2 separate regions of the Homo sapiens genome follow, and region 1 is linked to region 2. A link is a contact called in ENCODE Hi-C data. All regions are on one chromosome and are shown on one strand. The core of a region is the stretch at or near the end of the contact, and the rest is flanking DNA. Distances in the headings are between cores, read along the strand shown.

Region 1 (7,153 bases), core at 4,507-7,006, 270 kb after region 2:
CACTAACTCCTCCTCTACTCAGCGAGCACTGCACTATGAGTGTCTGGTGCATACCAGGAGTGTCCGTCTGGCTCTAAAACAGCCTCTGGATTCATCTGGGGGCCGGGGCAGGGGAAGCGGGAGGACAACAGATCCTAAGGATGATGTCGAGTACACAGCTCCTCCCTACCTGCCCAGCTCGAAGGCGCACGTCCAGGGAAGCTTTGCAGAGAGCCCTTTTCCAGGGTAAAAGTCTTAGGGGGCTCTTCTAGGGGGAGAGGTCTTGGGGAGCCCTCTTCCAGGGGGCAGGTCTTGGGGGGCACCTTCACGGGGGAAGTCTTCGGGGGCCTCCTTCAGAGGGCAGTCTTGGGGGGACCCCGTTCGGGGGGCCTTTTGAGGAGCCCTTTTCAGGGGGGTGACCCTGGGAGTCCCTTTTCAGGGATGAGGTCTTGGGGAGCCCTCTTCAGGGGCAATGCCTTTTGGGGGCCCTCTTCTGGGGAAAGGGGTCTGTCAAGCCCCCTCATCCTGCAGCCTCATCAGCCCTCCCCGGACCACACTTCGTACAGGCAGAGCCTCGGCAATGATTAATTACAAAAGATGTGCTGCTGCCCCCACCCGACACAGAGCCTGGCACCCCACCCCACCCCGCACAAAGCCAACCTCACCCCTGCTCTGATTCCTTCCCGGCCGTCCGATGAAGCCTGAAGTCTTCCCGTTAAAACACCTCTGCTTCTGGGCGGGGCGCGGTGGCTCACAGCTGTCATCCCGGCACTTTGGGAGGCCGAGGTGGGCGGATCACTTGAGGTCAGGAGTTTGAGACCAGCCTGCTTGGGCCTGGCACCCAGGATGTGCTTGCCAAATGCTTCTGGAATGGATGGATGGAACCCCATCTCTACTAAAAATACAAAAATCAGGCGTGGTGGTGCACACTTGCTATCCCAGCTACTTGGGAGGCTGAGGCAGAAGACATGCTTGAACCTGGGAGGCAGGGATTGCAGCGAGCCGAGATCACGCCACTGCACTCCAGCCTGGGCCACAGAGCAAGACTCCGTCTCAATAAACACACAAACAAAAAAACCCACATCTACTTCTATTATTAACCCACCTACTTTTCTGAGCCCCAAGGGGCTTTCTGGACAGATTCCAGCAGAGCGGCTGCTGGTCAGGCAGCAGTGATCTCTAAAGCTACGCAGGTAATTTTATCAGATGCTGGCAGAGAAGGGGTTCTCATGGGTGGGTACCTGGCAGGCGGATCGGGGCTCATTCCTTTCTTCTTGGTCCTTGGAGGGGCAGGGCAGTGAGAGACACAGCTCTACCCCCACTACCCAGCAGCTGTTGTCTCTCCCACTTCCAATTCCTGGGTGTGAGGCCCACCTGATCCTCCTTTCCCAAGGAGGCTGTGTGGCCCCAAAGGCCTCCCAGGTCATGCCCTAGTCAGGCATAGCAACTGTGTTGTTCCCTCCCAGATACGAGGGGCAAAGGAGTTAGTGTCCAAGGCTAAGTCCCACGTGCAGCACTCTGTATGGAAAAACAGCCCCAATTAGCAATTCATTCATCCATCCATCCATCCATCCATTCATCCATCCATCCATCTATTCATCCATCCATCATCCATTCATTCCAGAAGCATTTGCTGAGTGAGCACATCCATCTATCCATGCATCCATCCACCCACCCATTACCCATCCAATTATCCATCCATTCCAGAAGCATTTGCCGATCGAGCGCATCCATCCATCCATCCACCCATCCATTCCAGAATCATTTACCAAGCAAACACATCCATCTATCCATCCATCCACCCACTCATTGATTATCCATCTATCCATCCATTATCCATCCATCCATCCCAGAAGCATTTGCCAACAGAGTGCATCCATCCATCCACCCACCCACCCATTCATTATCCATCCATCCATTCATTCTAGAATCATTTGCCAAGCAAACATATCCATCTATCCATCTGTCCATCCACCCATTCATTATCCATCCACCCACTCATTATCCATCCATCCCAGAAGCATCCATTATTCATCCATCCACCCATTATCCATCATCCATCCACCCATTATCCATCCATCCATCCATCATCCATCCATCTATACATTATCCATCCATCTATCCATTATCCATCCATCCATCCATTATCCATCCATCCATCCATTATCCATCCACCCACCCATTACCCATCCAATTATCCATCCATTCCAGAAGCATTTGCCGATCGAGCACATCCATCCATCCACCCACCCATTCATTATCCATCCATCCATCATCCATCCATCCATCCATCTATCCATTATCCATCTATCCATTATCCATCCATCCGTTATCCACTCACCCATCCATCCATCCATCCCAGAAGCATTTGCCAAGCACATCCTGGGAGCCAGGCCCAAGCAGGCGGGCATCCTCCTGGCTCTGAGAGGAGCTTGAGCAGAGCCCACAGACAGCACCACCCTGCTGGCGGGTCACCAAGCCACCAAGCCAGTGCAGGCTGAAGGCTGAGCACACAGAGCACCGGTCTCAGTGTCTGGACATGGTTAGCCGTCCCCACCCGCATGGAAGGAAACTTCTTCTCTCCCCTAAGACAGGCTTTGCAGACTTGGAAAGGGAACGCCGTGTTGCAGGGCTCAGGCCTGGAGCCCCGGCCAGAGCAGATGCGAGCCAGCCTCATCTGGAAATAGCAGCTCTGGTCCCGGCCTCGCTGAGGCACTGAAAACCAGCACCAGGGCCCCGTCCAGCCCGGCCTCGCTGAGGCTGGGAAACAAACACAGGTCTGTAAGGCGCAGCTCCCCAGCAAACTCCCCACCCCTGCCCAGCACCCACAGCGCTCCTGGCCTCTGTCCTCTATTCCAGGACCCCTGTAGCGAGCCTGGCTTGGTCCTGGGTCCTCAGGGGACACTGTCCACCCCCGCTGCCCTGGCAGAGCCTCAGGAATGTGCTTGGTCTCCACAGCCCTCCCCACAGCAATGTCCCAAGGTTAGACCTACCCATGCCTCAGTGACTTCTGAGACACCCGTCCCGCCGCCCAGCAGCCACTCCAGCCTCCAGAGCTGGCCCCAACCTCCAGCCCCAGGCTGAGCCGCCCTCCCCAGAGGTCAGGAAAAGCCTCAGGCAGGGCTCACAGCTGCACCCAGGAGTCACCCAGGGTGACCCCGCTCTCTGGGGCGGGTCACTCCTGCCCACCCACAGCCGGGGACTGTCATTTTCTCAGTACACAAAGGAGAGAAAGGAAAAACAAGAGCGAGAAAGACACAGGGAGAGAAAAGGAAGAGAGAAGGAAAGAAAAAAGAAAGACACAGGGAAAGAAGAGGAAAGAAAAGAAGGGAGGAAGGAGGGAGAGTGGGAGGAGAGGGAAAGAAAGGGAGAGACAGGGAAAGGCAGGAAAGGGAGAGATGGGGAAAGGCAGGAAAGAGAGAGGCAGGGAAAGGCAGGAAAGAAAGGGAGAGACAGGGAAAGGCAGGAAACGCAAGGAAGCAATGGGAAGGGAAAGAAGTGAAAAGGAAGGCGGGGAGGGAGGGACGGGAGAAAGGGAGGAAAAGAGCAAAGGAGACAGGGAGACAGGAAAGAAAAAGGGGAGGGAGGCAAACGGGGAACGGGAGAAAAAGAAAGGAAGGGAGAGGGAATGATGGAGAAAAACAGGAGGGAGGGAGGAGAGAAGAAAAAGGAAAAGGAGGGAGGAGAGAGGAAAGAGGCAGGGAGGTAGGATAGAAAAAGACGGAGGAGAGAAGAAAAAAGAAAAGGAGGCGGGACGCAGTGGCGCACGACTGTAATCCAGCACTTTGGGAGGCCGAGGTGGGCGGATCACCTGAGGTCAGGAGTTCAAGACCAGCCTGGCCAACATGGTGAAACGCCATCTGTCCTTAAAAAAAAAAATAGCCGGGTGGGGTGGCTGGCACCTGTAATCCCAGCTACTTGGGAAGTTGAGGCACAAGAATCTCTAGAACCTGAGAGGCAGAGGTTGCAGTGAGCTGAGATCACGCCACTGCACTCCAGCCTCGGTGACAGAACAAGTCTCCATCTCAAAAAAAAAAAAGGAAAACAGGGAGAAAGGGAGAAACAGAGAGGAAGGAAAGAACAAGACAGGAAAGAATAAAAGGAAGAAGAAAAAGAGAGGCAAAGGGAGAGAGGAAAAATGAAAAAAAAATTAAAAAATGGAAAAGAGACAGCTAGGCGTGGTGGCTCACACACCTGTCATCCCAGCACTTTGGGAAGCCGAAGTGGGCGGATCCCCTGAAGTCCGGAGTTCGAGACCAGCCTGACCAACATGGCGAAACCCCGTCTCTACTAAAAATATAAAATTAGCTGGGCGCGGTGGCGCATGCCTGTCATTCCAGCTACTTGGGAGGCTGAGGCAGGAGAATCGCTTGAACCCGGGAGGCGGAGCTTGCACTCCAGCTTGGGCAACAAGAGCGAAACTCTGTCTCAAAAGAAAAAAAAAACGGAAAAGAGAGAGGGGAGAAAGGGACGAGAGGAAGGGAGACAGGAAATAAAGAGGAAAAGGAAAAGAGAGGGAAGGAGGGAAAGGCAGAAAAGGGAGGAAGGGAAGGAAAGAGGAAAAGGGAAGGAGAGACGGAAAGAGGGAGAAAAAAGAGGGAGGGAGCAAAGAAAAAACAGAGGAAGGGCGGAGGGAGAAAAGCAGAAAAAGGAAGGAAAAAAATGAAAAAGAGGGAAGAAACGTAGCAAGAAAGGAAGGAGAAAGGGAGAGAGAAATGAAAGAAAAAGGGAGGGAGGGAAACGAAGGCAGAGACGGAAAGACGGAGAAAAAGGAGGGAGGCGGGAAAGCAGCAAAAAGCAAAGGCAAGCAGGGAAGGAAGAGACGGGGAGAAAAGGGCGGGCGGGAGAGAGCCGGGAAGGGAGAGGAGGCGGGAGGAGGGAGGAGGGAGGCGGGAGGGAGGGAGGAGGGAGGCGGGAGGGAGGGAGGGAGGGAGGGAGGAAGGGCGGAGTGGGAGGTCGCGAAGGAGGACCCCGGCCGCAGCCCCCGCCGGGCAGACACGGGCACAGACACGGGGAAATAGGGGAGCCCGGGCGGGTGGGCGCGGCCCACGGAACCCCCAGCCCCGGCGCGGAGGGCACCGCGGGGTCAAAGAACGGAGGCCCAGAGAGATCCCCCCCCCACCAACCTAGGCCGGGCGCGGAGGGCGGCGCGGAGTCACGGATCGGCAGCGGGACTGAGCCGCGCCCACGTGGAAGCCGCCGCAGGCTTCGCGCGGGGCCCCCCGGGTGCACGCGGGCAGGGGCCGGGGTCTCCCGACGCACGACCCCGGAGAGTGTTGAAAGGGTCGGAGCTGCCCGGAGGTCAAGGGTCAAGGGTCGGGGGTCGGGGCACCACATGTCGCACATCCCGGCGGGGTCGCCGCGGCCTCCGGGAGAAAGCGGACGACGCACTCGGAGCGAACTGGGCATCAGGGTGGGCTTCTGACTCCGCAGCTGCCCTCCCGCCCGCTCGGGTACTGGCAGCGGCCTGACCTTCACAAGGTCAAGGCTGCCGCGGAACCCCCAGCGGCCCCTACGGCGCATGGGCGGGGCCTGGCTCCCGGCATACCTAGGGGTGCGGGGCGGGACGTCTCCGGGGAGCGCAGCCAATGGGCGCGGTTCGCTGGAGTGCGGGGCGGGACGCAGCGGGATTCCCGGCAGCCCTCAGAGGCGAGGCACGCAGGCTGGTGTGGGGCGGGGCCTGGCGGCGCAGCCAATGAGCGCGGCGCGAGGAGGCGCGGGGGCGGAGAGTGGGCGTGGCGTCGGCGTCTTAGCGGCTGCGCGGTGGCTGCTCCGTCCTTTCGGTCCAGGCGGCGGCAGGGCTGAGCCAGCGACGCCCTCCATTCACTCTCCGCGCCCGTTCTCCGGCTGTCCTCCCGTTCCGCTGCCCGCCCTGCCACCATGACGGAACAGGCCATCTCCTTCGCCAAAGACTTCTTGGCCGGAGGCATCGCCGCCGCCATCTCCAAGACGGCCGTGGCTCCGATCGAGCGGGTCAAGCTGCTGCTGCAGGTGGGGACGCGGGCGCGGCCGCTCCGGGGACTAGGGGACGGGAACCGAGTGGCCGGGTCGGGCGGGGACGTGGGCAGCAGAGCCTTGCAGGCGGGCGCCGGAAGTGGAAGGCCGCGATCGCTTTGTCCACGCGCCGCCGGCTTCCGGGGGCCGCGTCACGTGACCGCTGCTGCAGGGCGTGGCGACGTCCACGCGTGCGCACTGGGCCCGGCGGGCGGGGGGAAATGCGGCACGGATTGGAGGGCGCATGCGCGCTGAGCAGGGCCCATGGACGGACCCTGCGGCTGGCGGGCCTTGACCTTGAGCTCAATCCTGCGGGTCCCCCGGCTGGGACCAACCCTTCCGGTGGATGCCTGGCAGGTGTCTGCTCTTGCTCCCTCCACCGTGAAGGGTAATTCTAAGGCCAATAGGGCAACGAGCCTGCCCGCAGGTGTCCTGGAATAACCAGGATATGGTTATTGGTGGTTCTTACCCCCTTCTTAGCTCATTTGTGCAATTCTGATCCAGAGCAATGCATTTTTTGTCTTTTGGGAGAGGCTTATAGAAAGTAGCATGATGCCTAGGAACATTGCCGCCAGGACGTCCTTGCTAACGTTGTACTCCGAGTGACAGCTCGGTGATGGGAATGAATAGGCTTGGCTGCAAGGACAGGTCACGCCCGCGATCCCAGCGCTTTTGAGAGGCCCGGGGAGTATTGCTTGAGGCCAGGAGTTTGAGAGCAGCCGGGGCCACACAGCAAGACCTCACCTCAAAAAAAATTATTTTAACTTAACGAAGCAGGACGTCCCAGTGCATTGAGAGGCCCGGAGAGGATCGCGTGAGCTCAGGAGTTTGAGACCAGCCTGGGCAACAGAGCAAGACCGCATCTCTAAGATAATTTTTTAAACCTAGTACAGGGTGGCGTGTCCCGGGAGTTTGAGACCAGCCAGGACAACATAGCAAGACCCCATCTCTAAGAAAATTTTTAAAACTTAGCAGGCGGGGTGTCCCCGCACTTTGAGAGGCCCAGGGAGGATCGCCTGAGCTCAGGAGTTTGAGACCAGCCAGGGCAACATAGCAAGACCCCGTCTCTAAGAAAAAGTTTTAAACTTAGCAGGGCGGGGTGTCCCAGCACTCGGAGAGGCCCAGGGAGGATCGTTTGAGCCCAGGAGTTTGAGACCAGCCAGGGCAACGTAGCAAGACC
Region 2 (7,186 bases), core at 834-3,333:
ACACACACCCAAATATACACATGCACAAACACATACACACAAATGCATACAGACACCAGCATACACGTGCATACATATCCATATGTACACACACAAAGGCACACATGCACATATGCACACATACACACAAATGCATACAGACACTAATATACATGCTCATACATATCCATATCTACACACGCAAATATACACATGCACATACACACAAATGCATACAGACATTAATATACACGCTCATCCATATCCATATCTACACACACAAATGCACACATGCACATATGCACAAATGCATACACAAACAACTGCACACACACTAGCATGCATATACACACACATGCACACACACAGACACCCAAATATACACATGCAGAAACACACTCATGTGCAAATACATAATACACTTACACAGACATAAATACACAAATATAAACACACACATTCACATGCATACACAAAGAGGCAAACACACACAGACAGCCATACATATACAAACACACATCCACAAAGACACACACATATGTACAGACACAAACATAATCACAAGCAAAGATAACACACAAACACATACACAGACACACGCAGAAACACACACGCATACACACATTCCTGAAGCTCTCCACCTCTACCAGCCACACAACCATATGCACACACATACACATTTCTTAGTTAAGAAAAATAGACCGGGCGCGGTGGCTCACGCCTGTTATCCCAGCACTTTGGGAGGCTGAGGTGGGCGGATCACGAGGTCAGGAGTTCGAGACCATCCTGGCTAACACAGTGAAACCCCGTCTCTACTAAAAATACAAAAAATTAGCCAGGCGTGGTGGCTCATGCCTGTAATCCCAGCACTTTGGGAGGCCGAGGCGGGGAGATCGCGAGGTCAGGAGATCGAGACCATCCTGGCTAACACAGTGAAACCCCGTCTCTACTAAAAATACAAAAAATTAGCCGGGCGTGGTGGCGGGCGCCTGTAGTCCCAGCTATTCGGGAGGCTGAGGCAGGAGAATGGCGTGAACCCGGGAGGCGGAGCTTGCAGTGAGCTGAGATCGCCCCACTGCACTCCAGCCTGGGCGACAGAGTGAGATTCTGTCTCAAAAAAAAAAAAAAAAAGAAAGAAAGAAAGAAAAATAGAAAAACACATCTTTAGAAACTATCACCTGCAAACTGCAAAACAAACAAACAAACAAACAAACAAAAAAGTGTGCTGGGGCTTGGATACCACAACTGACAACCTAAATTATTGAGGTAGCAAACTGCCTAGAAGAGGTAGACATTTGCGGCCCTGAAATCAGGACCCGGCGGTGAGAGACACCGCCTGCGTTGTTTTTACAGTTTTATTAGCCACATCCCTCAGGGAATCTCACCGCAGGTCTCAGGAGCTCTCTCTAATCTTGTTAACCTTCTGCGCCTCTCCTCCCGGAGTACAAACTAATCTTTCTTAATGCAAGAGGACAGGGCAGCTTTGGAAAGGCCGTCACCAGACAGCCAGCGTTCCCCATCCTCACAACTGGACCTTGGAGAGCTTTGGTGTATGGAAACCGGCTCCCCTGGAGGGGGGAGGTGAAACGTTGAAACCCTGACAGACGGTGTCACTGAGCTTAGAGCTCATGTTTCTAGAAAAGGCAACAGATGCAGTGTCTGATGACGAAGCTTAATTTGGGATGTGCTGAGCAGGAATTATTTAAACCAATCCGTTGATGAATTTGTCTTTAAGGAATATGTCCTTTCTCTCGTGAGTCACTCAGGCTCCTGGACACCTGCCTGCCAGCCCTCACTGAATCTCCCCAGAGGCTCTTCATGTCTGCTGCCTGACAATTTTCTCCAGAGTGTACAAAAGCAAAGGAGAGAGCTCCCCTCCCAGACTGCTGGAGGGATGTGGGGACTTACCGCATGGCTGATGCTCTCAGGTTCCAGCCAGACTTAATGTCCTAAAATGCACCCAAGACAGGCAGGCCTGGGTCCAGACGGCCAGCGGGGAGGGCTGCCCGGGCTCGTCTGCAGAGCCCGGAAAAGGAGGAGGAGGTGAACAGAGGAAGGAGGAAGGGTGATGGGGCCTGCAGGGTGTGATATGACGTGAGTTATCACCTCCCTTTGTGCTGCTGCTGTTTCTTACTGTGGGAAAATACCCATCACACACAGTTTGCCATTTTAAAAATTGCACAATGAAGAGACGATTTAGTGCACTGAGCATTTTACACAACCACCGGCCCTAGCTAGTTCCAGAACACCTTCGTAACCCAAAAAAAAACACCCCATACCCATTAAACCGTCACTCCCCAGTCTCCCTGCTCTCAGCCTTAAGCAATCACCCATCTGCTCTCTGACTCTGCAAGCAGTCTTATTCTAGACACTTCATGCAAATGATATTGTGCCATTTTGCACTTTTGTGCCTGGGTGTTTTTTGTTGTGGTGGTGGTGGTGGTTGTTTTGTTGTTTTTGTTTTCACTCCGTTACTTCTACACCAAACTAATACATGATGTATTCAGTCAGAGGCTATCAAGGACTCAAAAGAATACAACCTTTTCTCTTTTTTTTGAGATGGAGTCTCACTCTGTCACCCACGCTGGAGTGCAGTGGCGTGATCTCGGCTCACTGCAACCTCCGCCACCCGGGTTCAAGCGATTCTCCTGCCTCAGCCTCCCGAGTAGCTGGGATTACAGGTAACTGCCACCATGCCCGACTAATTTTTTTTGTATTTTTAGTAGAGATGGGGTTTCACCATGTTGGCCAGGCTGGTCTCAAACTCCCGACCTCAGGCGATCCACCCACCTCGGCCTCCCAAAGTGCTGGGATGACAGGCGTGAGCCACCACACCTGGCCCCCATTTTTATGGTTATTTCTTGATGATATGCTAAACTAGGAGTGGATTATTCATATGGACTCTTTTTAGACCATATACATTGTATTAGTCAGGGTTCCTTAGAGGAATAGAACTAATAGAAGATATATACACACACACGCACACACACACACACATATATATGTATTGTGTGTGTATATATATGTGTGTGTGTATATGTGTGTATATATGTGTGTATGTGTGTATATATGCGTATACACACGTGTATATATGCGTGTACACACGTGTATATATGTGTGTACACACGTGTATATATGCGTGTACACACGTATATATGCGTATACACACGTGTATATATGCGTATATGCACATATGTGTACATGCACATATGTGTGTATACACATGTGCATATACACATATATGTGTATACATGTATATATACACATGTGTGTGTATACACGTGTATATATGTGTGTATATATACACGTGTATATATACACACATATACGTACATATATATGTGTGTGTGCGTGTGTGTGTATCTTCTATTTGTTCTATTCCTCTAAGGAACCCTGACTAATACAATCTATATGGTCTAGAAAGAGTCCACATGAATTATATATATATGAAGGGGAGTTTATTAAGGAGAATTAACTCACAGAGTCACAAGGTGAGGTCCCACCATAGGTCATCTACAAGCTGAGGAGGCAGGAAGCCAGTCTGAGTCCCAAGGATTAAGAACTTGGAGTCCAGTGGTCCAGGGCAGGAAGCATCCAGCAAAGGAGGAAGATGGAGGCTGGGAGGCTAAGCCAGTCTAGCCTTTTCACGCTCCTCTGCCTGCTTTTATTCTGGCCAGACTGGCAGCTGATGAGACGGTGCCCACCCAGATTGAGGGGGGTTCTGCCTCTCCGAGTCCACTGACTCTAGTGTTATTCTCCTTTGGCAACACCCTCACAGACACACCCAGGAACAACGCTTTGATTGGATCTTTCAATCCAATCAAGCTGCCATTCAGTATTAACCATCACGCCCAGGAAACTCACTCACGGGTCACGATATGCGAAGGTCACTCTAAAATCACTCTAGCTATAAGAGATATTACCCGGGCCTGGCGTGGTGGCTCACGCCTGTCATCCCAGGACTTTGGGAGGCCGAGGCTGGTGGATCACTTGAGGTCAGGAGTACAAGACCAGCCTAACCAACATGCTGAAACCCCATCTCTACTAAAAATACAAAATTTAGCCAGGCATGGTGGTGCGCACCTGTAGTCCCAGCTACTCGGGAGGCTGAGGCAGGGGAATCACTTGAACCTGGGAGACGGAGGTTGCAGTGAGGCGAGATCGCGCCATTGCACTCCAGCCTGGGTGACAGAGAAAGACTCTGTCAAAAAAAAAAAAAACAACCATCAGCTGGTCTGCCTTATTCCAGGAGGCCCACAGAAAGTCTTGGGCAAAATGAAACAGCAGACTCTGGTCCCAGCTCTCTGGCTTTACACATCTACAGACCCTGGGTACCCCCAGCAGGCAGCACCCAGCAGGCCTGAATTATCCTGTCTCCCCCTCCTCCCCAGACGCGGTCTTGAGCCATGTCCTGTTTTGGAACTGTGGCTAAGGGGAGCTTGTGGGTATCAAGTCTCCAGGTATCAGCAGCTCCTCTCATAAACCAAAAATAGGCCGGGCGTGGTGGCTCATGCCTGTGATCCCAGCACTTTAGGAGGCTGAGGCAGACGGATCACGAGGTCAGGAGTTCAAGACCAGCCTGACCAACATGGTGAAGCCCCATCTCTACTAAAAATTAAAAAATTAGCCAGGCATGGTGGCGGGCGCCTGTAGTCCCAGCTGCTTGGGAGGCTGAGGCAGGGGAATCGCTTGAACCCGGCAGGCGGAGGTTGCAGTGAGCCGAGTTGGGGCCACTGCACTCCAGCCTGGGCAACAGAGCGAGACTCCTTCTCAAAAAAATAAAAAATAAATAAATAAAGCAAAAATAAAAATCTGAATGGACTCCCTCCTTGGCCAGGACACTCTAAAATTTAACATGAAATTATTTCAATTTCAATTTAAAGTTCATGCCATGTTGGGAAGTGGAGGTTGGCCAGGCCTCGCCACACCCCTCTGTTACCAGAAAGGGGTCCTCATCCAGATCCCAAGAGAGGGTTCTAGGATCTCATGCAAGAAAGAATTGAGGGCAAGTCCATAGACCAAAGGGAAAGCGAGTTTATTGGGAAAGTAAAGGAATAAAAGAATGGCTACTCCGTAGACAGAGCAGTCCCCAAGGTTGCTGGTTACCCATTTTTATGGTTCGTTCTTTCTTTTCTTTCTTTCTTTCTTTTTTTTTTTTTTTTTTTTTTTGATTTTGAGACGGAGTCTTGCTCTGTCACCCAGGCTGGAGTGCAGTGGCATGATCTCGGCTCATCGCAACCTCTGCCTCCCAGGTTCAAGCGATTCTTCTGCCTCAGCCTCCCGAGTAGCTGGGACTACAGGCATGCACCACCACGCTGGGCTGATTTTTGTATTTTTAGTACAGATGGGGTTTTGCCATGTTGGTCAGGCTGGTGTCAAACTCCTGACCTCGTGATGCGCCCGCCTCGGCCTCCCAAAGTGCTGGGATGACAGGCGTGAGTCACCGCACCTGGCCTTTATGGTTATTTCTTGAAGATATGCTAAACAAGGGGCGGATTATTCATGCCTCCCCTTTTTAGACCATATAAGGTAACTTCCTGACGTTGCCATGGCATTTGAAAACTGTCATGGTGTTGGTGGGAGTATAGCAGTGAGGACGACCAGAGGTCACTGTTGTGGCCATCTTGGTTTTGGCGTGTTTTGGCTGGCTTCTTTACTGCAACCTGTTTTATCAGCAAGGTCTTTATGACCTGTACCTTGTACCAACCTCCTATCTCATCCTGTGACTTAGAATGCCTTAACCATCTCGGAATGCAGCCCAGTAAGTCTCAGCCTCATTTTACCCAGCCTCTATTCAAGGTGGAGTCGTTCTGGTTCAAACACCTCTGATATTTTCAGCATGAACATCAACACAGACCTTAAGTCTGGTAAGAAACATCTGGAGTCTCTGGTCGGGTGCGGTGGCTCACGCCTGTCATCCCAGCACTTTGGGAGGCCGAGGCGGGCAGATCATGAGGTCAAGAGATTGAGACCATCCTGGCCAACATGGTGAAACCCCGTCTCTACTAAAAATACAAGAATTAGCTGGTCATGGTGGTGCATGCCTGTAATCCCAGCTACTCGGGAGGCTGAGATAGGAGAATCACTTGAACCTGGGAGTCGGAGGTTGCAATGAACCAAGATTGCGCCACTGCACTCCAGCCTGGATGACAAGAGTGAAACTCCGTTAAAAAAAAAAAAAAAAAAAGAAAAGAAAAAGAAAAGAAAAAAAAAACATTTGCAGTCTCTTCTCTCAGAAGCCTGCTACCTGGGAAGCTTCATCTGCATAATAAAACCTCGGTCTCTACAACACCATCATAAGCCAGACATTCCTTACTACGGATAATAACTCTTTCAACCAATTGCCAATAAGTATGTTTTTGTTTGTTTGTTTGTTTGTTTTGAGACAGAGTATCCATGTGTCGCCCAGGCTGGAGTGCAGTGGCGTGATCTCGGTTCACTGCAACCTCCACCTCCCAGGTTCAAGCAATTCTCATGCCTCAGCCTCCCTAGCAGCTGAGATTACAAGCATGTGCCACCACGCTGTGCTGATTTTTTTGTATTTTTAGTAGAAACCGGGTTTCGCCATGTTGGCCAAGCTGATCTCAAACTCCTGGCCTCAAGTGTTCAAGCGATTCTCCTGCCTCAGCCTCCCAAGTAGCTGAGATTACAGGTTCACACCACCACACCCAGCTAATTTTTTTTTTTTTGACAGAGTCTCGCTCTGTCTCCCAGGCTGGAGTGCAGTGGCGCAATCTCGGCTCACTGCAAACTCCTGCCTCAGCCTCCTGAGTAGCTGGGACTACAGGCACCCGCCACCACATCAGGCTAATTTTTTTTTTGTATTTTTAGTACAGACGGGGTTTCACCGTGTTGGCCAAGATGGCCTCGATCTCCTGACCTCGTGATCTGCCCGCTTCGGCCTCCCAAAGTACTGGGATGACAGGTGTGAGCCACTGCGCCCGGCCTGATTTTGTATTTTTAGTACAGACAGGGTGTCACCATGTTGGCCAGGATGGTCTCGAACTCCTGACCTCAGGTGACCCACCCACCTCGGCCTCCCAAAGTGCTAGGACGACAGGTGTGAGCCACCGCGCCCGGCCCTGAATATGTTTAAGTGTAACCCCGCTTTGAGTCACCCTGCCGTTCGAGATAGAACCAACGTACATCTTACATGTATTGACTGATGCTTCAAGTCTTCCTAAAATGTATAAAAGCAAGCTACACC

Evidence for each region. Hi-C counts contacts between places; a loop is a spot of excess contacts on that map. Pooled maps may share reads with other maps.
Region 1: a loop to region 2 is called in a map of natural killer cell, with 5 times the contacts of the local background. The contact joins the promoter of SLC25A6 here to the enhancer-like site in region 2. A Hi-C loop is called at or near these places in 5 of 168 maps with a recorded cell type or tissue (CD4-positive, alpha-beta memory T cell, CD8-positive, alpha-beta T cell, naive thymus-derived CD4-positive, alpha-beta T cell and 1 more), 4 of 37 single-sample maps with no recorded cell type and 14 of 50 pooled maps.

Annotation. Positions count from the first base shown.
Region 1 is chrX:1,390,716-1,397,868 of GRCh38, reverse strand. It overlaps SLC25A6 (solute carrier family 25 member 6), which reads left to right and starts at 5,756. Exons shown (of 4, transcript NM_001636.4): 1 at 5,756-5,970. The coding sequence starts at 5,860. It overlaps LOC124900597 (serine/arginine repetitive matrix protein 1-like), which reads right to left and starts at 5,861. Exons shown (of 5, transcript XM_011546186.2): 1 at 5,638-5,861; 2 at 5,106-5,527; 3 at 2,321-2,739; 4 at 645-1,497. The coding sequence starts at 5,861. The coding sequence ends at 1,477. It overlaps LINC00106 (long intergenic non-protein coding RNA 106), which reads right to left and starts at 844. Exons shown (of 3, transcript NR_130733.1): 1 at 645-844. RefSeq lists enhancers at 5,256-5,858, 5,302-5,896, 5,897-6,492.
Region 2 is chrX:1,652,573-1,659,758 of GRCh38, reverse strand. No RefSeq gene overlaps it. Among named protein-coding and RNA genes, the nearest start is that of ASMT, 41 kb to the right of the region's middle. RefSeq lists enhancers at 1,460-1,959, 1,960-2,461. Within about 2 kb of position 2,083, at least 9 of the 41 ENCODE cell types and tissues checked have a DNase peak (open chromatin) inside an H3K27ac peak, as active enhancers do; they include CD8-positive, alpha-beta T cell and natural killer cell, where a contact is called at or near this core.